4 separate regions of the Homo sapiens genome follow, and regions 1, 3 and 4 are each linked to region 2. A link is a loop called in an ENCODE intact Hi-C map of the cell type or tissue named here. Cell type or tissue: heart right ventricle. All regions are shown on one strand. Region 1 overlaps EEFSEC (eukaryotic elongation factor, selenocysteine-tRNA specific). Region 2 overlaps RUVBL1 (RuvB like AAA ATPase 1). Region 3 overlaps RPN1 (ribophorin I). Region 4 has its middle 37 kb from the start of DNAJB8-AS1.

Region 1 (5,000 bases), 230 kb after region 2:
GGCTTGTAGGCTTCAAGGGCACTGGGGCAGAGCGCCACTCCTCTGAGTCTTTTCTTGATGCCAGTGCAGCACACAGCTTATCTCTTTTACTTTCATTGTCACCATAATCCAAATGAAGTTGGGATGCTCATCTCCATTTTATTGATGATAAAATAGTAGCAGTAGTAGTTTTAATCGCTAATTTATATTGAACAACTTCTAATTTTTAAAGATACCATGCTAATCATTTCACGTGGATTATCTCAATGTAACCTCACAAATGCCCAATTAGTTAGGTACATTTTCCATTTAAGGGAACTTAGAGAGGTGACATCCCTGGCCTGGGGTCACGTAGCTAATATGAAGGATTTGAACCCAAGAAGTCTGACTTGAAAACCTGCCTTCCTAACCACTGTGTTATGAGGAGAAAAGGTTGCTTGCCATCAATTGCTCATTTACTGAACTGTTGTTAGCACTGGCAGCGTACCAGGCCCCCTTCTGGGTGTGGCAGATGCAAAGATGAATTAGAGTGACCATTCTCTCGAGGAGGTCCCTGTAGGACAAACAAGCAAGGCGGTAGCCACTCCACCAGTGTATAAGTGTTAGAACTGGCTTGGCCCTATGAGGAAGATAGGAGGTTTGCAGACTCCTGGACGGGAGCTTCCTGGGCTCATGCCCCACTCCGTCACTGCTGGACTAGTGGCCTCTGGCTAGTCACCCAAACTCTGGGCCCCAGTTTGGTCACCTGTACAATGCAGGACATAACGGGACCTACCTCTTAGGCTTGCTGTGAGGATTGAGTAGGTTAATCCATGTGAGCTTATAGAACACTGCCCAGTGCTGATGACCTGAGTGGAGGTGGCGACAAAGGCAGGGATGGCACAAATATGTGTGGGAGGCCCTGGGGGTGCCAGGCAGCCTTGGAAGGCTGCTGAGAGGCAGTGGAGCTTCAGAGAGACTGGGAGAGGCAGGGTCAGGCAGGCCAAGGTGGGAGACAGGTGGGAAGCTCTGGGGGAGAGTGCTGTGCTCCCGGGATGGGCTGGGGCAAGGAGCTGAGCCAGGGCCCTGTCAGAGCTGGCTTGGAACTGGCTTTCTGCTTGTGTGTTTTCAGATTTATAATTGCTCTCATGTGCCAGGCTTACATTTTCTGAGAGGGAAGAAGAGCTGCCCCAGCTGCTGCCAAGTTCTGCCTCCATGAGCTGGCCCTCAGGGGGCAGCCACAGTGGGTGGAGAGGGGGAAGGACCCAGGCAAGGATTTTATGACCTGTCCCTCTCCCTTCCTGTTCAGGCCTCTGTCCCAGGCTTCACTCCCCCAGGACAGTCTCTGGGCAGACCACATGGGGTGCATCCTGCTAGCTAGGACACTGTCCTGACAGGCTGGAGGGGCCCCTGCTGCCTGCCCAGGCCACGGCACTCCTAGCCTTTCACTATGGGCGCCCGCCTGTCCCTGCACTGGCTTTCCCCTGCCTACTGTGCCCCTCATCCACCTTCCACCCAGGAAGGGCCTTCCCAGGAGCATGTATTCCATTCAGTAAGATAAGGTGCCAGCACTGGGCTGCCTGCTGGGTCTGCACTGGTGGCCCATCCTTGCCCCGATGGAATGTCCAGTGCCATGTGGAAGACAGACTTTAAACAACAGTGGGCCCTGTCACCACAAGTGGTGAGGCTGACCTGAGGAGCAGCCTCTGTGAGAAGACAGCAGGGGTTTAGAGGAGACTGGGGAGCCTCCCGAGGCAGTGAGCTGGGAGCTGAAGATGTCCAGATTGGCAGTGAGGGGAGAAGCAGTGAGTGAGGGCCAGCGTGGGGGAGCAGCAGTGCTCGTTCACACAGCAGCACCGCTCCTCTCTGTCCCCTCACTGAGTTTCCATCCTGGTACTCTAGGGCTACTTTGCCTTTCCCCAGGCTGGTACCCCTCTATAGCAGGAGCAGTTTCCCCATGAATTGAGAATCCCCAGTGCCCAGCTTGGGGCACATGTGTCAAGGAAGGAGCTTGCATTTGTCTCTCCTGGGGCTGTTGCCATGACGGCCCGTCCAGGTTCAAATCCCAGCTCTGCCACCTGCTGGCTGGGTGATGGCAGGCAAGTGACTGAAGCCAGCATGCCTGCGCCTACTTGCCCTGCAGCTTGTGGAGGGACCGTGTCCCTACCTGGGAGCCCCTCAGTGTGGTGCCCACATGGGGCAAGTGCTCAGTCAATGTTAGTTGCTGTCATTACTGCTGCCGACATCATCATCACGGTCATCACAATTGTCACCAACTCCCTCCAGGGAAAGTGTTGCTCCCAAAGGAAGCAAGGCTGACAGCCTGGTGGGGTTTCGAGGCTTTACTCTTGGGCCTTGAGAACCTAAAGACACTAAAGGCCACTCATCAGCTTCCTGTGGCATCCGTGGCCTGAATGGGCCCACCTTAGCCCAAAGTCCCATCCGTTAATGCATTGCCAGAACATGTGAGATTGTGAGCCGTTCAGACATGAGAGTAGCGGCTGAGCTGATGGGGCAGAGACTCAGAGTGGCCCTTAATGGTTGGTCACCTTCCCTGGGCCCTTTAAGGCTTTGGATCCAGAGCAGGAGGTGCCACAGGGGCAGTGAGAGCTGTGGGAGAGCTGGGGTCTGCAGCCCGAAGCACAGGGGTGGTTTGGACCTTGCTGCCACCCCGTCCCCACCTTTGCCCCTGCTGGTCCTCTGGTCTTTCTTTGCTTGACTGACATCCAGCTGTCACTTTGTTAGGAAGTACCCTCTGACTCTGCAGATTGGTGGGGGCTGCTTTTCTACCCCACCCCGGGGCAGAGTATTTCCTGGCATTTTCCCATTCAGAGTATTTGCTTAACATGTTTAAAGTATTTCCATTAACCTTAGCTACAACTGATAAAGTTTTAAGATATTTAATATTGACACCCCAACCTCAGGGTAATGACTTCTGAATGCATGACAGCTTTTGGGAAGAGCTGTCACATAAGTGGTGTATACTGGTTTCTGCACTTAGGGGTAGTTCACATACTTAGTTAGCTAAATCTCTCCAGATAACCAGGAAAACACTTGTCAGCCCTGAGCTTTGCTTGTACCTTTGGAGGGATCTCTTGCATATGGGAAATGGGAACTGCTGGCAGAAGCCGAGCCTCCTTTTGAGTCCATCTGGTTACCCAAGTTCTTGGAGCCGTTTTCTCCAGGCGGATTCCCTGAGGGTCAGACACAGTGGAACGAAGGGATCCTCCTTGGGCTGTGGTGGAGCCCATGCCATTCTGTCGGCTCTGGCCCGGAACTGACCTTTGTTATTTGAAGTGCTGGAAACAGCATACCTCACTTCACAGGTGCAGTGCTTCCCTGCCCTCCCAGCCCTAGTCTTTTAATTTCACTCTGTCAATCCTAACACGAATTACTCTTACCTGAGTGTTAGGTGCTGTGCTTGGCCTTGACTTCTCGCCATAGCCCCACGGGTGTTATTATCCCCTTTTTACTAACAAGGGAACTGGGGTAAAGAGCCCAAAGTTGGCCAGCCAGGAGGCAGTAGAACCAGCCAGCATGATTCGTTCCAGAGCTGGAGCACTTCCTCCCCTGAAGGAGCCAGCCCCCAGGGCAGATCATGGAGAGTAAACATGACCCTGGAAAATCACTTGGGCGGCTGCCATGTTGAATGCCAGCCCATCCTCTCAGTAGGGTCAGCCTGTGTTGGAGCAGCCTGGTGTTCCTTCAGCAGAGTGAGGATGCAGGATCAGAAGGTACAGGTGTATCTCTGAGTCTGAGCGCCTCCCCCCCTGTGGCAGGGGCTCCCTCAGCTGAGGCTTGCTGCAGAAACCAGACCGTTGAAGGGGCGGTGGGCTCCCCACTGGCCTCCATCTGCTCTGGGGAAGGAGGCACGTGTAGCCATGGACACGGACCTCTCACGGCCTGGGTCCCTCAGCTGAATTCATCCTCACCTTGCATACTCTTTGGTCTGGGGCTGGGAGTGGGGTGAATGCTATCATGTGCCCCAGGGCTGAATGCCGAAGGGCCAGCAGTTGAGTTTTCTACAGTGTCAGTTTTCCCAAGGGCAGTTAATTCCAAACCTCACTTTTATGTTAAAACAAACATGAATCTATTATGACATAGAATGCAAAGTTTCCATGAATCTTAAAGTCCAAAACTTGGTATTTCAAAGAATTTCTGTGCTTCTAGCAGTCAGCTTCAGGGATTTATTCTCCTCTGCCATGGAGTGGGGGGCTTCTCTGTGGGAAAGAGAAACACATCATGCTGTCTTTCAGGACTTCCTGGCCCTCCATGTGTTGGGGTGTCAGCACACTGTTTGCACTTGAGGATTCCAGGTCCCATGGAAAATACAGATTTCAGGTGGTTCAATGAATGCCTTACTCCATGGAGTTACTAAGCGCTTTCCCTGAGAGATCCCAGGGAGGAGAGAGAGAGATCCAGGAGGGGAAAGTTGCTCTTTTATTTTCTGATAGCCAACTTCCAACCCATTCCATCCTGCACGACAGAAGAGTGCACTTTCTACCAGCTGCTCTGCCCGCCTGTGGGGCACAGTTGTAGGCCTAGGGCTTTGCATGGTCTGGCTGTACCAGGCCCTCAATTCTTTTTGGTGGAGTTAATTCCAGGTGATTTGTTTGAGTTTAAGATTGAGACACTGAATGTTTCCTTAAAGTTTTAAATATGCTAATACTAAAGGCTAAACTTGGAAAATGAAAAAGAAGAAATAGAAAAATAGAGAGGAGAAAAACATCCTTAGCACAGGGTAACCTTCCTGTTGCTGTTGCCAGACCTCAAACTCAAGGCTGCCTCTCCGTCCCAGACAGACTGTACCTTGACCTCTATTTCATGGTTAGAAAGAAGCTTCATAACAAAGAGAGATAACGGCCAGTCCGTGCACTTGTTCTTCACACAGGCAGGGCAGGCCCCCAACATCCCTCGCTGGCCTACTCTCTGCCTGAAGGTGGGATGCATCATCCCAGAGTGGACCTGGAGCCCAGAGCTGTCACTGCTCCCCGTGCCATACAGTCTGTGCAGACCCAGCCAGGCTTTTGTTCCTGGGGAAG
Region 2 (5,000 bases):
TTAAATAAGATACACTATTAAATATTCCATATAATAGAATACTATTCAGCTGGAAAAAGAAATAAGTACTACGCATGCTACAGCATCATGCTAAGTGAAAGAAGCCAGTCACAAAAGACCAGATTATATGGTGCTATTTATACAAAATTTCCAGAAAAAGCAAATCTATAGAGACAAAATTGATTAATGGTTGCCAGTGGATGGGGGTAAGGGTGCAGAAGGGGACGATGACTATTGATGGGTATAGTTTCTTTTTGGGGTGATGAAAATGTTCTAAAATTGACCGTGGTGATGGTTGCACAACTCTGTGAATACACTAGAAATCACAAAAAAAAACTGTATTTTATATGAATTATGTCTCCATAAAGTTGGTTTTTTTTTTTGTTGGAACACTATCTGCCACAGGGTTACACTGAGCAGAGTCCATACTGTTTCTTAAGTCTTGATGTTTTGGTGCAACAAAGTGACTTTCAGTGAGAAACTCCTACAAGAACTCCTAATCCCAGGGAGCTATACCTCAATATGAAGAGAAAATCTCCCAGTTTTCAAGCTGGGATCAGTGCTGGGCTCTCATCTAACAGTTCAGGATCCTGAGCCTGGAAGGAAAGGGACTTCTTATGGTGGCAAGTTAGGGAGGAGCCAGGCAAGAAGGCAACAGAGCTTTGCCTCCCTGTCATCCATGGATGGACCCTTCCCAGAAGGAGCCTGGAGCATCAAGAGGACCAGGGACAGGTGCTTCTTCTAGAACGGCTCCCACATCAGCTGTCCACAGGGAGAGGTGACCTAAAGGACTTGGGGGCTGCTTGTCAAGGTCAGGAGGGGCTATGAAGAGGCTTCATGCCTTGCTGGGTTCTCAGAGATCCCTGAGGCCAAGCCATGTCCACAGAGCAGACCAGGCAGGGGCATGAAATCAGCTTCCAAGAGGGCAATACTCTAGGGCTGGCCTGGGTGATAACTTTGCACTCACTTTTTCTACTCTTCACATAATTCTGCAAAAAAGGTGCTGATATTCCCATTTCCTGATGAGGATGGTAAGATTCAGAGAGGTCAAGGAACTCGCCTGGGTCATGAGCTTCCACGTGACTCCAATGCCTGTAATTTTTCCATGTGGGAACCAGGCTTGTGCTGAAATGCATGCTCCATAAAACACAATGGCCATCAGAGAGTGGGCTCACTTCTGAGGCTCAATCCACAAGGGTCATTTACACAGGGAGGGGTGAGCGGCAAGAAGCCGAGAGGGAGCGTACACTACCTGGGAAAGAACACTCCTAGGAGGCTGCATTTTCACGGCAATCTGTTGTCAGCATCCAACAGTTCCCCACTGCCACCTCCAGGCAGCACCCCGTCAAAGCTCCATCCCCGCTCACAGCCCAGGGTCCACTGGGAAGCGGTGTGGGAGAGCAGTGAGAGCATGGAGTTTGGACCCAGACGTTCCTCTGGGCTCAGGTTCCAGTGGCAACACTTTCTAGCCTATGGCCTGGGCAGGTAACCTCCCATTTGAGTCTGGAGATAACCTCAACTGCTCACAGGGTTGTCAGGGTGTCCTGGGAGGACATGAGATGGCCCATGTAGAGTGCTCTGTATAGTTTCTGACACACAGGAAGCCCTCAGTTAGTCACCTCCCTTCCCCCTCTCTTTCCTTCGGAGCTCTAGAGATCAGATGTGGTTCTGGGGGGTAAGGAAGCCCTGTAGTTCCCCTCTAGGGGTGGAGTCTGTGGGAAGCATATCAGATGGCTATTATTGTTGGCTATTACTTTTTTCATTACCATGTTGACATTATTATCACCACTACAACAAATTTCCTACTAGAACATAGTGCCAAAATTCTCTTCCAAAGCAAACAACCGAATCTGCGTTACCTGAGCCGACCTGCCTAAAAATCCATGTTCTGAGTGTCTTCCTTCCACTTGAGTAACTACAGTCTAGCAAGGAGTCTCCACAACCTCTAGCAGCCCTTGATCAAATCAGCCCAGATGGGGCTGGGGCCAAATCTCCCGGGTCTCAGGCTGACCAGAGCTTTGTCTCCACTGAGCAGGTTCTGAGATCAAGGCCACCTTTCTGTGCACCTTAGTCCTGAGTGGGATGGGACTGAGAGACCTTACTTCTGAGACGAGAGATGCCAGGCTCTGCAGGTATGGGCTGGGCTGGGTTCCCTACTGTGGAGGGAGGGAAGCCTATTAGCAGAGCTCCCCAGCAGGGGGCACCATCTGTCCAAGGCTGAGCCCTTTCACCAACTGCACTGTCAGGCTTCAGCCTGGCCTAGCCAAGGCTAAGCAAGTCCAGACAGCCACAGGCATGCCAGGCATACCAGCCATAAGGCCCACATGCATCTGTCTCCAGAAGCTGCCCAAGTAGCCATGCTGGATCTGGCACACACTTTCTCTCCAAGACTTAGGAAGCACTTATGACAGTGGTCTTGTCTAGAGAGCATCACGGACGGGGATTCAGAGTAGCTACAAGATGCTGCCACATGGACTTGAATCACGCATTCGATTCCTAATTGCAAGTGAAAGAAACCGCCTGAGGGGGAAGGGCTGTTGCTATACTGCAGTGCTCACAGCACTACAGAACCCCCATTGTGGGGCTTACCCAGAGCCAGCAACACCAGAGTTTGCATGTTTTGTTTTTTTTTAATTATTTTTAGAGATGAGGTCTCACTGTTGTCCAGGTGGGAGTGCGATAGCTATTCACAGGTGCAATCATTGCACACTACAACCTTAAACTCCTAGCCTCAAGCAATCTTCCCGCCTCAGCCTCCCAGAGAGTACACTACAGGTGCATACCACTGTGCCCAGCTTGGACAGTCTTAATAATAAAGCTTCTCTATTAAAAGCAAACTAAAATCTTAGATAGGGCCCACCATCATTCAGAGCTGAGTTAGGCAAATCAGCAGTTTTTATTTCAAACTCAGTTTGGCTCCAGCTGTGTCCTGAGATACTCATGGGCCACAGGGTGTCTTTCTAACTCCCACTGCCTCCACTGCCCTGAGCATGCAGCCTCAGGGACTTTGTCCCCACACTACTCTATTGCAGGCTTGAAAACAGGCCCCTCATCACCCACCTTTGTGCCCCCAGCACTGCAGAGACCAGGCACTAATGTTTAAACAAGATCACAGAAAACCAAAAGAGCAATAAAACTACCAGGTACTGGGAATACTGACACTGGGCTTGAGAGATGGGAAGATGGGGTGTTCTCCAGGACCACGAGCGTGGAGAGTGCTTAGGAGAAAAAGCAACCGCAGGAAAGTTCCTGGCCCAGCTTTGGGCCAATCTTGGCAGGATGAGCACCGTATGAACACTTGTCTTCCAGGGGTCAACATCTGCCCTTCCCAAAGGCAGGCCAAAGGGATGGGAAAGAGTGGAGCGGGAGGATGGAAAGACACCAGTGTGGTTCAGAGGTCTGGGATAGAAAGAAAATGCTGGGGCCGGGCGTGGTGGTTCATGCCTGTAATCCCAGCACTTTGGGAGGCTGAGGCGGGCAGATCACGAGGTCAGGAGATCAAGACCATCTTGGCTAACACGGTGAAACCCTGTCTCTACTAAAAATACAAAAAAATTAGCCAGGCGTGGTGGTGGGCAACTGTAGTCCCAGCTACTCGGGAGGCTGAGGCAGGAGAATGGTGTGAACCCGGGAGGTGGAGCTTGCAGTGAGCCGAGATCGCGCCACTGCACTCCAGCCTGGGCGACACAGTGAGACTCTGTCCCCAAAAAAAAAAAGAAAGAAAATGCTGGTTTTGTTATCAGAAGGAGCTGGGTTCTTATCCTGTCTTTACGATGAGGGACAAGTTATGATTCCAGTTTCCTTATTTGAAAAATGACGCCAATAATGCCTACCTCTCAGAGCGCAGATGAAGACTGAAGACGTTCATGTGTATAATGTCATCAAAGGCTAGCCCTGTCTGATCTCACCTTTGTACACTCCAATTGAACGACCAAATTGTAGTATCACACCCAAAAGATCACGTGGGAGACCCTCCTCATGAGTGACAGGACAGCTGCTGCCTTTGGTGACTAGGGAAATGAGGCCAGAGGCAAGCCACTTGGCACATTTTCCCTCAAAAACAACATGACCTCCCCTCATCCCTGTCCCACCTCATGGGGTTTGGAGAGATCCTGAGGAACAAATGAGCCCAGATGGAAGTTAAAAAAGCCTTGTGGCTGGCAGGCAGCCATCCTACCTGATGACACAGTTGCCTCGGTTGGATGCAAAGATGACGATGGGAGCGATAGAAGACTCCAGGGCGCGGTGCAGGTAGGTGAAGCACTCAATGTCCAGCATGTGGACCTCATCAACAAACAGCACACCCGGGACCAGCTCAGCAATGCCCTGGTCGATGTACTTGTTCACCACCTTATTAATCTCCCCTCGAAGTTTGTCTAGGAGATGCAAGGATGGGCAGGCAAGGTCAGCACAGGGCTGGGGGAGACTATCGCCTTTTCTCCTCCACCTGAATTCAATCCAAACCCATGCTAGGAGCCTAGTTTTCCTACTAGCTATGTGATCCCAGACAGGGTGTGTCCCCACTCCAGGTTTCAGTGTCGTCATCTGAACACAGTGATAATCACACCTAAAAGGTCACAAAATTGGCAGCCTCCCCCAAAAGATGAGTTTGGTTAAATGTAAAAAGGTTGCACAGGTGTTCTGCATGGGAATCCCTTCACAGCACACGCTCACTGCTGTCACACTCCCTACCATGCCTTATCACTTCCCACATACCCAATCTAGCTCTGTCTGATCTGGGAGACATTGGAGTTTGGGAGCCCTGGGTGAAATGAGTTTTCACATGCAAATTTACCTGTTCTATACTCAGTAAATGACCCTTTCTTTTGGTCCCATACAACAATGCTTAGGTTAATTAACTTTCAATCAAGTGCCTGGACTAAGGAAGTGGGTGCTTTTAGAATCCTGAGCAGAAACCTTTGAGGAATGAAAGGCTCTGAAGAAAGGCCCAATCTCAGAGCTCCTAGAGGGATGAGTCTCTCAAAAGTTACATAACCCAG
Region 3 (5,000 bases), 520 kb after region 2:
CCAGGCTGGAGTGCAGTGGTGTGATCATAGCTCACTGCAGCCTCAACCTCCTGGGTTCAAATGATCCTCCCAACTCAGCCTCCCAAAGTGTTGGGAGGACATTTATAAAGTCCACTGCACTCAGTTGAAGATATTTGTTGAATGAATGGATGTGCTGCCTCTGTTTAAACTCTGCTGAAATAGAGCACCCAGTGTAGGGAGGCAAACAGTCCATTCCACTTCAGAAAGCAGTGTCCAGTAGTGTAAGGTAGGGACATCTCAGCCCACCTGGAGAATAGGGAAGGCTGCCCAGGAGGCGAAGCTTGAACAGGTCTTTGCTGATCTCCTCAGTGCTAATGAAGGCACAGTCTCTCAGGGCTCTCCCATGAGATCACTGCCTTAAGCCCTCAATCCCACCCAATCCTGCTCTACTGGGATCTATTCACTGGCCCCTTCTCTCCTGGATCTTCAGCCTTTATGTCCCTGTTACCTCCTTCCTTCCCATCAGCATTTGAACAGGCTCCTGTCCTTCCCACTGCTACAGACTGAATGTCTGCATCCCCCCAGAATTCTTATGTTGAAACCTAACCCCCAATGTGAAGCATTAGAGGGTGGCACCTTTGTGAGGTGATTAGGCCATGAGGGTAGAGCCTTCATGAATGGACATTAGTGCCCTTATAAGATACATCCGAGAGTTCCCTCATCTCTGCCACCATGTGAGGACACGAGAAGGTGCTATCTTTGAACCAAGCAGCAGGACCTCTCAACACCAAATCTGCCGGTGCCTTGATCTTGGACTTCCCAGCCTCCAGAACTGTAAGAAGCAAATTTCTATTTATAGCTACCCAGTCTATGGTATTTTGTTATAGCAGCCTTAACAGACTGAGACACTCGTCTTAAATCTTTCTGGATTCTATCCCCTGAGTGGAAGTCAAAAAAGGAGTCTGGGCTCCTCCCTCCCCACCAACCCCCACAAGCAAATCCTTCAGATGCTGCGATGGACCCTCCTGATGGCCCTACCTTCTGACTTGCCTTTCCTGATGCCCAGCACTTCTGCTGTCTGCTCCCTTCTGTGTCCCCTGCATTTAGTCCTGGGCCTGTCACACCACATATGGAACTAAGGGCCTGATGGAAGCTGAGACCCTAAAGGGCTGGGCTGGGGGCACCATGAAGGGGTTGGCCATGGTAGGGGACAGGCTGCATCATTCAGCTTTCGCTTCAGGTCTAGCCCAGTTTGAAGGTTCTCTCTTCCCTCCCTGTCATCTCCCACACCTGCCCAGGCAGGTGACAAAGCAGTCCCCAGATCCCAGGCCACCAGCCCCAGAACCAGGCCAGAGTCCCAGAGTCAGGCCCAGCTTCAAAATGGCGCCAGGCCTCATCCAAAGCATCAGGCCTTTGCAGAGGGCCCTGGGGTACACTCGGGGGCATTTCCTGTCTGAGCCTGCGGCCCCCAACCGCTGGCAGCATGGGCTTCCGGCGGGGCTGCGGCCGGGGCCTGCACTATCAGCTCGGCACCAGACGCCCGGTCAGGATACTTGTGGTGAAACTGTGAGGGCGCACTGGGTCCTTTGGGGTTTTCTCCCATGACAGCCTCCAAGACAAATGGAAGAGAGAAAGTGACACCCAGCCCTTCTTCAGCCGTGTTTTCCCCTCCCTGAGCCAGGGTCCAGGTTCAAGGCTGGGGGACTGCCATGAGGCCACCTATGACTACAGGGACATCCCAAAGCTGCAGCCATGGAAGCAGCCAGGGCCAGGCCACTAGGGTCAGGCATCTTGGCCAAGGCTGGACAAAAGGCACTGTGGCCTGGGGATCTGAATGGGAGTGGGAGTGGGTGGGCCACTCCTATACGGCCACATGAGGGCCACAGAGAAAGTACGCTGGGTCTGAGACTGAGAGGTGTCAGGTGTCTGGGGCATGTCACCTTGCGCCAAGGGATGCCCAGCCTGAACCTGGCTTTACACCTAGGGCCCCACTTCACCTCCTCCCTGAGATTTACAAGGGGGAAACTGAGGCCCTGTTTACTACTGGGGAAACCGAGGATCAGGGAAGCGCAGGGCTGCGCGTGGCGTAGGGCGCTCTGTCCCAGCAACCAAAGGATGTAAGCCCGTAGGTGGGGAGGGCAGCACCGGATGCCCCACTGGGCCCAGGGATGCACCCACCACAGGATGCTGGGGGAGCCACCGGCCTTGGCCAGCCCAGCTAGCCCTGTGGCTTTCCAGGGCAGCTGAGAGCCCAGGTCCCCATGGCTAAGCCCCTCAGCAGCCCAGTGGTCCTGAGCCCGCCGACCCCAGACCCAGTCCTAGTCCGGCCAGAGGAGGCCGTTTACGAGCCCACACCCGTAGGTGGCGCCACAGCCGGAGAATTGGCTTTGGTTCTGTTGGAGCCGCGCCGCCTTTAAATTAGCCCCACGCATGCGCGACTTTTCTAGCCCGAGCCCGCCGTCTGCGCCTGCGATTTCGCCCATACTCCCCGGTGCCCGCCTCGTGACGTGCCGCAGTGTTACGAAGGGACACCAGGGCGCAGGCGCAGCTCGCTCCTCAGGCCTGCGAGAGGCCCGCCGGCCCAGCAGAGGGCGCCCACCAATCTGCACGCGGGCCCAGCGAGTTATCTTGATTTCGGCCAAGCTTTCTGACTGCTCCAAAAAACGAAGAAAAAGATTCAGGGAGAGTAAGAGGATGAAGAGAGCTGGTGAAGCAGCTGACCAAATGGCCCGAGGTGGTATGCAGCCGCGGTAAAGCAGGGCCCCTCCGTGAGGCACAGCCGCCCGGGGGTTCCCTAGGGGAAGCAGGGGCTGCGGCAGACGCCTCTCGGGCAGGTCAGGGTATGCACCCTCCCGCAGGGGCTCCCAAGGCCGGGCGTGCGTGAGGCCAGGTCCACGGGCACACCACTGTGAACACTGATTAAACGTGGCCTCCACGGCTTCCAACCCCCAGGACAGGACCAACCCTCTGCCCCCGGCTCAGGCCAGAGCTCGGCGAGACCGTCGCTGTTTAACAAGCATTTGCTATACGCCACCTTGCATTATGACAGCATGTGACCCACACAGCCATCCTAGGAAGCAGGTAACAGCCCTACTCCATTTTGCACGGAAAGACTTGCCTGAGGTCACAGAGAGCGGCAGGCCTGGGATTTCCATCCAGGGATCCGACTGCAGAGCACGACTCTGGAGGGTCTTCCTTCTTGCTCCTCCCATCCTTCCACTGTCCTTGGATCCCCCATTTTCCCCCTGCACAATCTCCTAATCCCTATGTTCAACTTCTCATTTTCAACTGGATCTTTCCCAATGGCATTCAACACACTTGGTGTCCCCAACCTTAGAGTAGAACATTCAAGCAGCACAGCCTCCTGAAGGCCCTCACTCATCCCTTTCCCAGCCTGTTTGCGAAATGCTTTGTCAGGACTCAAAGTTAAGTCTCACTTCCGTCCAATTCCCATCCCCACACCAACACAGTTCTCAAGTCACCAATGGGTAAAAGGCTTCAGTGATCCACTCCTACAGCCAAAAGGCACTGCTCGGTCTCTTCAGCCTCAGATGGTTCACTCCTGGAAACATTTTTCCACTTGGCTTCATGACACCACAGTCCTGGTCTTTCTCGTCCCAGGTAAGGAGAGTCCTGGTCTTTGTCAACCCAGGTGGCCACTATTACTTTGTCGTCTTAATATTCAGTTCTGGATCTCTTCTTATTCTATACCCTTCCTAGGCACTGTCCCCTCCCACAGCCTCCTTCTCACCTTTTCCATAACCATGTCTAGGCCCGGCAGCCCCACATTTACCACTTGCACACCAGACCTTATAATTCCAGGCCTGAATATCCACCTGCCCAGGGACACTCCCACTTGGATGTCCCGAGCACCTCCATTTTGCCATGTCTGAAACAGAATTCAGCATCAGTTCCTCACAACTGGTCTTCTACAGACTTCCCCAGTAATCCCTCAACCCACCTGCCAATATTTAAGCTGTTTGTAAGCCACTCATGCAAACATTCAATAACCCAACTACGTGTCATAGATTGGTCTGAACACCTAGCTGTTAACATAAAGATGAGCATAAAAGACAAAACCCCTGCCCTATTGAAGCTAGTTCAGTAATCACACACATTCCAACCGTGGTATATGAGGTGGAGAAGAGGTACAAAGGAAAACGAGAGGGTACCACAGGACTTGACTGAGTGTGGCAGGCCACGGATGGCTCCCTGACACAGTAACCTTAAGTAACACATCCTGAGGCTGAGCAGGAATTCATTAGGTGGAGACAGGGAGCGAACTCCTGCAGAGAGGAAAGAGGGGCAGAAAGCCTGGCACTCACTGGCACTGTCGATTCCCCACATGACCTTTCAATCCCTTGCCTCTTGAGAGGAACCATCTCTGCTTTGCTCATCACTGTTTCCTTGATGCTGAGTAAAACATGACTCACAGGAAGGATGCAAAAACTACAAAAATGGAGGCCTCACTCCACTACTCCATTCTGTGACATAAGCCACGTCAACTCTTTCAACACTCTGGCACCACTTTCAACACTCTGGTACTAGAATAACTCAGTGTTCTAATATGTAAAATGTAAATGCTTGCCTTGCAAACCTGCTGAGAAGCAAATCCATTATTTAATGAATAAAAAGCACTTGATAAAAGCACTATTCCCAAAATTAAGAATTAAATTATGAGAGATCTTCAACAGACCAAAAACAAATGTTCACAGTCCCTGCTTTATTTCCATTTGTTCACACACGCTTTAAAAAAAAAAAAAAAAACACATGCACTCACACAATACCCAAACATCAGAATTAGAAGGGCATAAAACAGGGGGCTTTATAGGCTGAAAAATATCTTAGACTTCAGAACAGAATACCAATCAAATATTGAAAATTCCTTTGTTCAAAACACAAAGATGTTTTGTTTTTAATGGGAGTTTTTTTAAAGTTTTCTTTTTTTAAAAAAAAAAAAAAAGAAAGTTAAGGACAAACGGCAAACTCACACTGCCTGACGCAGGGCCTGGTTTCTCTTCCTTGAAGGCCTTTTACAG
Region 4 (5,000 bases), 330 kb after region 2:
CCCCAAGCCTCAGTCTGCTCTTCTCCTCAATGGGCAGAAAGTAACCTGCTTCCCAGGGCTGCAGAAGAGGCCAGTGGGGTTCTATGGTGGAATTCACTTTATTGTTGTTTTTAATTATTGTATTACTTATCTGGTTTGGGGGTGTTTTGGGTTTTTGTTTTGTTTTGTTTTGCTTTGTTTTAGGCAGTCTCACTCTGTCACCTAGGTTGGAGTGCAGTGGTGTGATCATGGCTCACTGCAGCCTCGAACTCCTAGGCTCTCATGATCCTCCTGCCTCAGCCTCCTGAGTAGCTAAGACTACACAGGCATGCACCATCATACTGCCTATTTTTTTTTCTTTATTGGTAGAGACATGGTCTCACTATGTTCCCCAGGCTGCTTGTGAACTCCTGTCCTCAAGTGATCTTCCTGCCTTGGCCTCTCAAAGTGCTGGGATTACAGGAATGAGTCACGGCACCCAGCCATTTATCATTTTTATTAAGGAAATAGTTCAAACATACGAAAAGTGCGCGGAGTATAATACAGTGAACCCCATGTGTCCATACCCACCACAACAAACTACTGACGCACGCAACAAAGTGAATGGAAGTAACAACCTCCGGGACCGTGTCTCCCGCCCCACCCCAATCTCCTCCCCCACTCCTCTCATCTTCTGTGGGCCAGTTCTAAAGCTCGTTCAGTCTAAGGTGGAGACTGCGGCGGAAGTGGTCTTTCTCAGGGAGGCAGTGGCGGGGTGGTCAGGGCCTCTCACCAAGCAGGTAGGACTGGTCAACTCCATGATTCTGAGAGTCTGCGACTCTGTGACTGGTTTTTAAAATTGTTGTTTGTCACATACAGTAAAAATCACCCCTTTAAACATGTAGCTCTGTGCGTTTTGAAAAACACATTCAGTTGTGTAACCCCTACCTGAGTCAAAAGAGAGAACAGGTGCACCCCCATGCTTCATGCCCCTGTGAAAGCACCCCTCGCACACCCGGCCCCAGCATTCACTCATCTCTTTTCCATCACTGTTGTTTTACACTTTCTAGAATGTCACATGAGTGGGATCACACTGTGTGTGGACTTTCCAGCAAGGCTTCCTGGCCTTGGGATTCATGCTTGTGGCTGCACGTCCCAGCAGCTCCTTGGGTCACTGAGCAGGGCCCCGAGGTGTGGCTGTGGACGAGCGGATGGATTCACCTGCGGAAGGACACTCGGGCTGCTTCCAGTTTGGGGTGACTGTGACTAAAGCTGCTCCGAACACTCTTGTGGGGTTTTGTGTGAGCATCGGTGCTTCTCTCCCATAAGTAAACACCTCACCGTGGAAGGTCTGTGTTGTGTGGCGTGTGTTTTACTGCCACGCGGTTTCCCACCCCAGCTGCTGTCTGCATTCCCGCCTGACTGGGCATTTTACCTTTCACTCAACACATTCCCATCGGGCACCCACCCAGGCCAGGCGCGGTGCTCCCAGTGACGGAAATGGCCAGGATGAACGAGCTCTGCCCTCCTGGGCCCTCCTGGGCCCTCCTGTCCTGTGGGCAGCAGGCAAGAAACCAGGCAGCCTGGGGACACGCGGGACCATCTGGCTGTTGGCAAGGGCTCCAAGGGCATGAATTAGGGCAATGCTAACAGGGTGACTGGGGCGGGCCTTGCTGAGGTGAGTTTGAACCGAGATTAAGGCAGAGGGGCCATCCCATCCAAGATCCGGGGGAAGGGTTTCCAGGCGGGGGCCCAGCAGGTGCCAAGGCCCCGAGGTAGGTGAATCGTGTTATTATGCTGTGACTCAGCGACTTTTTGGATGAATGCTGAGTTCCAGGGACCTGCTAGAAACCTTACAGTCATCCCCTGTTCAATCCTCACAGCAGTCCTACGCAGGAGGGGCTACTGTCGCCCCCAGCTTACAGCAGAGCCACTCAGGTTCAGAGAGGTTGTCACCTGTCTCGCTGCACAGGCCACGCGGGGCAGAGCCAGCACTTGAACCCGGCGGGACTCATGGAAGTGCGCTGAACACCTGGATTCCCACCTCAGCTCGAATCCCTGCCTGCAGTCCTGCTGTGTGGCCCTGGGCAGGTCACAGGTCCTCTCTGAGCTTCCGCTTTCCCGTCTGTAAAACCGGGCTGGCGCTGCTGGCCTCGCAGCCCGCCGTAAGCATCCTGTGGGATGAGGTGTGAAAATGTCCTGGAACGGTGGGGCCCTTGCACGGTGGGGTGGGCACGCACCCATTCCGCCCCGAAGGGCCGTAGCCAGCCAGGCCCCCTCCTCGGCCCGCCGCGGGACTGCGCTGCCGCCAGGCGCCGACAGAGGGCAGGAGCGGCCCGCGCCCAGCGGCCGAGAGCGCACGGCAGGGCTGGCAGGGGCGGCCCCGGCGAGGCGCAGCGCGGGCGGGAGCCCGAATGTGGTCTCAGGACTGCGGCAAACACCTGTCGGACTGTCTGGGACGCACGACCTAGGGACACGGACCCAGTGCACGGTGTGGGGGAGGAGGTTAGCGAGGGATCCTGGGCCCACCCGTCTCCGGGCTACCCCACCCCTACCCCGCCAGTCCCCGCCATCCAGCGAGGTGCCCCGGGAGTCTCTCCGGGAGAGCGCTGGCCCCGGGTCTGCGAAGAGCCGGCCTGGGGGGCAGGGCCTTAGGCTCAAAGGCCGCCACGTCCCCACGTGGCTCTGAGCACCGGTGATGTGGCCGTCCAAGATGAGATATACCCAGGGCCCAGTACACCCCAGCTTCCAAAGGCCTTCTGTGACAAAGAGAGACTAAACAATCACACTTATCACCTTTTGTATTGAGCTGAAATAGTAATATTTTGGATCTACTGGGTTAAATAAAATATGAAAATTAATTTCATTTTTTCTTTTTAAAATTGTGGCTAAGATATAAAATTAGGTAGATGGCTCTCACCTGCCGCTTGTGTTCTGTCTCTACAGGACAGGCCTAAGTTGGATGTCTGTGTTATCCCATGTAATCCCGTCCAACTCTCCCAGTGAGGCGTTTACTGTTATTACCTATCCCATTCTACAAACGGGGAAGCTGAGGCGCTGAGCAGTGATGTGACTTGCTCAGGGTGGGTTATGGGCACACACCCAGCAGTGCCCACCCCATGCCCATGTGTACCACACACAAATATTCATAACACATGCAGGGGCCCAGACTGTCAGTGCCAGAGTCCACGGGTAAGATGGAGAGACCCTGAACACAAACACGCTGCCAGCCTCCCAGCTCATACACAAGCGTCACCTGTGCACACCCAGTCTTGTGACAGCGTCAGGAGCACACACATCCACACTGCTGTTCCCAGACCCCCTGCTCACGCCCATGCACACACACCTACAGGTGTGCTGGTCTTCGAGGCAGGCAGTGTGGCCAGCCTCCCTCATGGCCCACAGTGCCATCCAGAAGACTGTATGGGGCCCTGCTGCTGACTGGCTGGTGGGCTCGAGACCCGCCAGACAGTCAGGCCCCTACTCACCTAGGGCTTGGAAAGGGGGCCCTGGCTGAGACTCCATCTGTGTCTGGGGGAGCCAGACCCGAGGGGAGTGAGTGGGCCTACGCGGAGCTCCTGCCCTCCCTGCGCCTGCCTGCCACCCTTCTGTTGAGGGCCCTTCCTCCTGGCTGCAGCCATTTGCATAAAGCTCCCAAGCCCAAGGATCACATTACATGGAGGCCTGATGATAATCTTTGTTGAAATAATATTTAACACATGCTGCACTTTTAATTAACTATCTGAATAATCTCAAATTAATACCAGAGCTTTAAAAATAAGTTTTCATTTTCGCGTTTGGTAACATAATAGCGGCCCGGCTGGCCCGTTTCCCCCTTCTTTGATTTAATTAAAAGCCCTTTTGTGTGTCTCTTGTCACTTCAGAAATGGACAAAAGCCCCCATGTGGGCCAGCCAGGGCTCCTGCTCGGGGTCCAGGTCTGAGGCCAGGGCCAGGGTCAGGGGTACTTAGGGGCCCTGAGGGCAGGTCCTCCACTGAAGCTCCCAGCCTGGCTCTGGCAGTGCCACTGAGGGAGGCCACACATCACACACACTTTTGCCCAGGGACACTGGGGCACGGTCACAGAGGCCAGCAGGCTGCCTCCCATGCATACAGACACACGCTAGAGGCAGGTGGCAATCTCCGTCCCTCGTCCATAACACACACCGGCCAGGCTCTGCAAACATGCCCACCAGACCCATGAGCCTCACGTACCTTCACGCATGCATGTGCACACACACAAAGTCACAGTCACATATACACCATTTGGGAATTGACAACCAGAGCCATTCTGGGCTTGGCATTAACAATTGGCATTCTAAGTCCAGATCCAAGAAACCTGGGGAGCTGCCTGGCCCCGGTGCATGACCCCTGCCCCAGAGTGTGTGATGTGTGTGTCTGTTGCTTCTCTCTCTCCCTGTCCTAACCTGTTGGTTCTGTCTCTGCACCTCTGTCGCAGGCTCAGGACCCCGAGGCCCGCCAGGTGGGCAGCCTCCTGGGGCTGGGTGTGTTTCCCCACTAAGTCTGCTTTCACTCGCAGGTTTCCTCCTGGACCTGAGGAGCAGGCAGGGGTCCTGGGGGCTTCTGCCTTGCCCCTGCCCTGGCAAGCCAAGCCCTCTTCTGAACCCGAGATAGACCAAGGGAAGCTTCCCCAGGCAAGCAGCCCCAGCCAGTCCAGCAGGGAAACTGAGTCCCTACGGAGGCTTAGTTTTCTCCAACAGGTCCAGGTTGCCAGGTGTCTCTCCACTTGGGGGGCCTGAGGCCTTGGGGAACTGTGTGGGAGGGGGTACAAGCCAGACCCACCACAGAGCCTGGAGTCTTGGCAGGGAAAAGTGGAGGTCCCTGGGAGGGTCTGTGCTTCCCGCTGAGGTCCTTGGAAAGCTGGGGGAGGGAGCTGTCGATTCCCCCAGCGACAGGGGCCAGCAGTGAGGCCGACCTGGCCAGGGGTGGAAGCAGCCACCACCTCCAGCTGACTCGTTCCATCGACAAACCCCAGGGAACTGGGTCTGTGCTGGATGAACATATTGGGCCCTGTGTCCTCGT

The links. Peaks named below come from ENCODE experiments on the same cell type or tissue, not always from the same donor. Only the 100,000 strongest peaks of a DNase experiment are listed, where the experiment ranks them.
Region 1: it touches region 2 in a loop (3-fold over the local background); 26 of 110 quality-filtered maps call a loop at or near these places.
Region 3: a loop joins it to region 2, with 2.4 times the contacts of the local background. A loop is called at or near these places in 53 of 110 quality-filtered maps.
Region 4: it touches region 2 in a loop (2.6-fold over the local background); 15 of 110 quality-filtered maps call a loop at or near these places.

What each region holds. Positions count from the first base shown.
Region 1 is chr3:128,320,203-128,325,202 of GRCh38, forward strand. The region is part of intron 4 of EEFSEC (eukaryotic elongation factor, selenocysteine-tRNA specific); the gene reads left to right. Among named protein-coding and RNA genes, the nearest start is that of DNAJB8-AS1, 140 kb to the right of the region's middle. RefSeq lists a silencer at 4,664-4,958. In heart right ventricle, CTCF peaks have their summits at 2,035 (motif pointing left) and 2,235; DNase peaks (open chromatin) are centred at 2,039 and 3,659.
Region 2 is chr3:128,093,123-128,098,122 of GRCh38, forward strand. RUVBL1 (RuvB like AAA ATPase 1) reads right to left here. Exons shown (of 11, transcript NM_003707.3): 8 at 4,178-4,376. Among named protein-coding and RNA genes, the nearest start is that of RUVBL1-AS1, 20 kb to the left of the region's middle. In heart right ventricle, a CTCF peak has its summit at 2,200 (motif pointing right); a DNase peak (open chromatin) is centred at 2,199; H3K27ac peaks cover 575 bases.
Region 3 is chr3:128,615,305-128,620,304 of GRCh38, forward strand. RPN1 (ribophorin I) reads right to left here. Exons shown (of 10, transcript NM_002950.4): 10 at 4,665-5,000. Among named protein-coding and RNA genes, the nearest start is that of RPN1, 33 kb to the right of the region's middle. RefSeq lists enhancers at 2,516-2,805, 2,599-3,110, 2,826-2,875. In heart right ventricle, a CTCF peak has its summit at 2,507 (motif pointing right); DNase peaks (open chromatin) are centred at 1,743 and 2,517; H3K4me3 peaks cover 2,355 bases; H3K27ac peaks cover 1,841 bases.
Region 4 is chr3:128,424,222-128,429,221 of GRCh38, forward strand. It overlaps a transcript of EEFSEC not described here. Among named protein-coding and RNA genes, the nearest start is that of DNAJB8-AS1, 37 kb to the right of the region's middle. RefSeq lists enhancers at 1,989-2,188, 3,267-3,825, a cis regulatory region at 2,061-2,741 and silencers at 2,189-2,498, 2,529-2,578. In heart right ventricle, a CTCF peak has its summit at 2,265 (motif pointing right); a DNase peak (open chromatin) is centred at 2,272; H3K4me3 peaks cover 737 bases; H3K27me3 peaks cover 645 bases.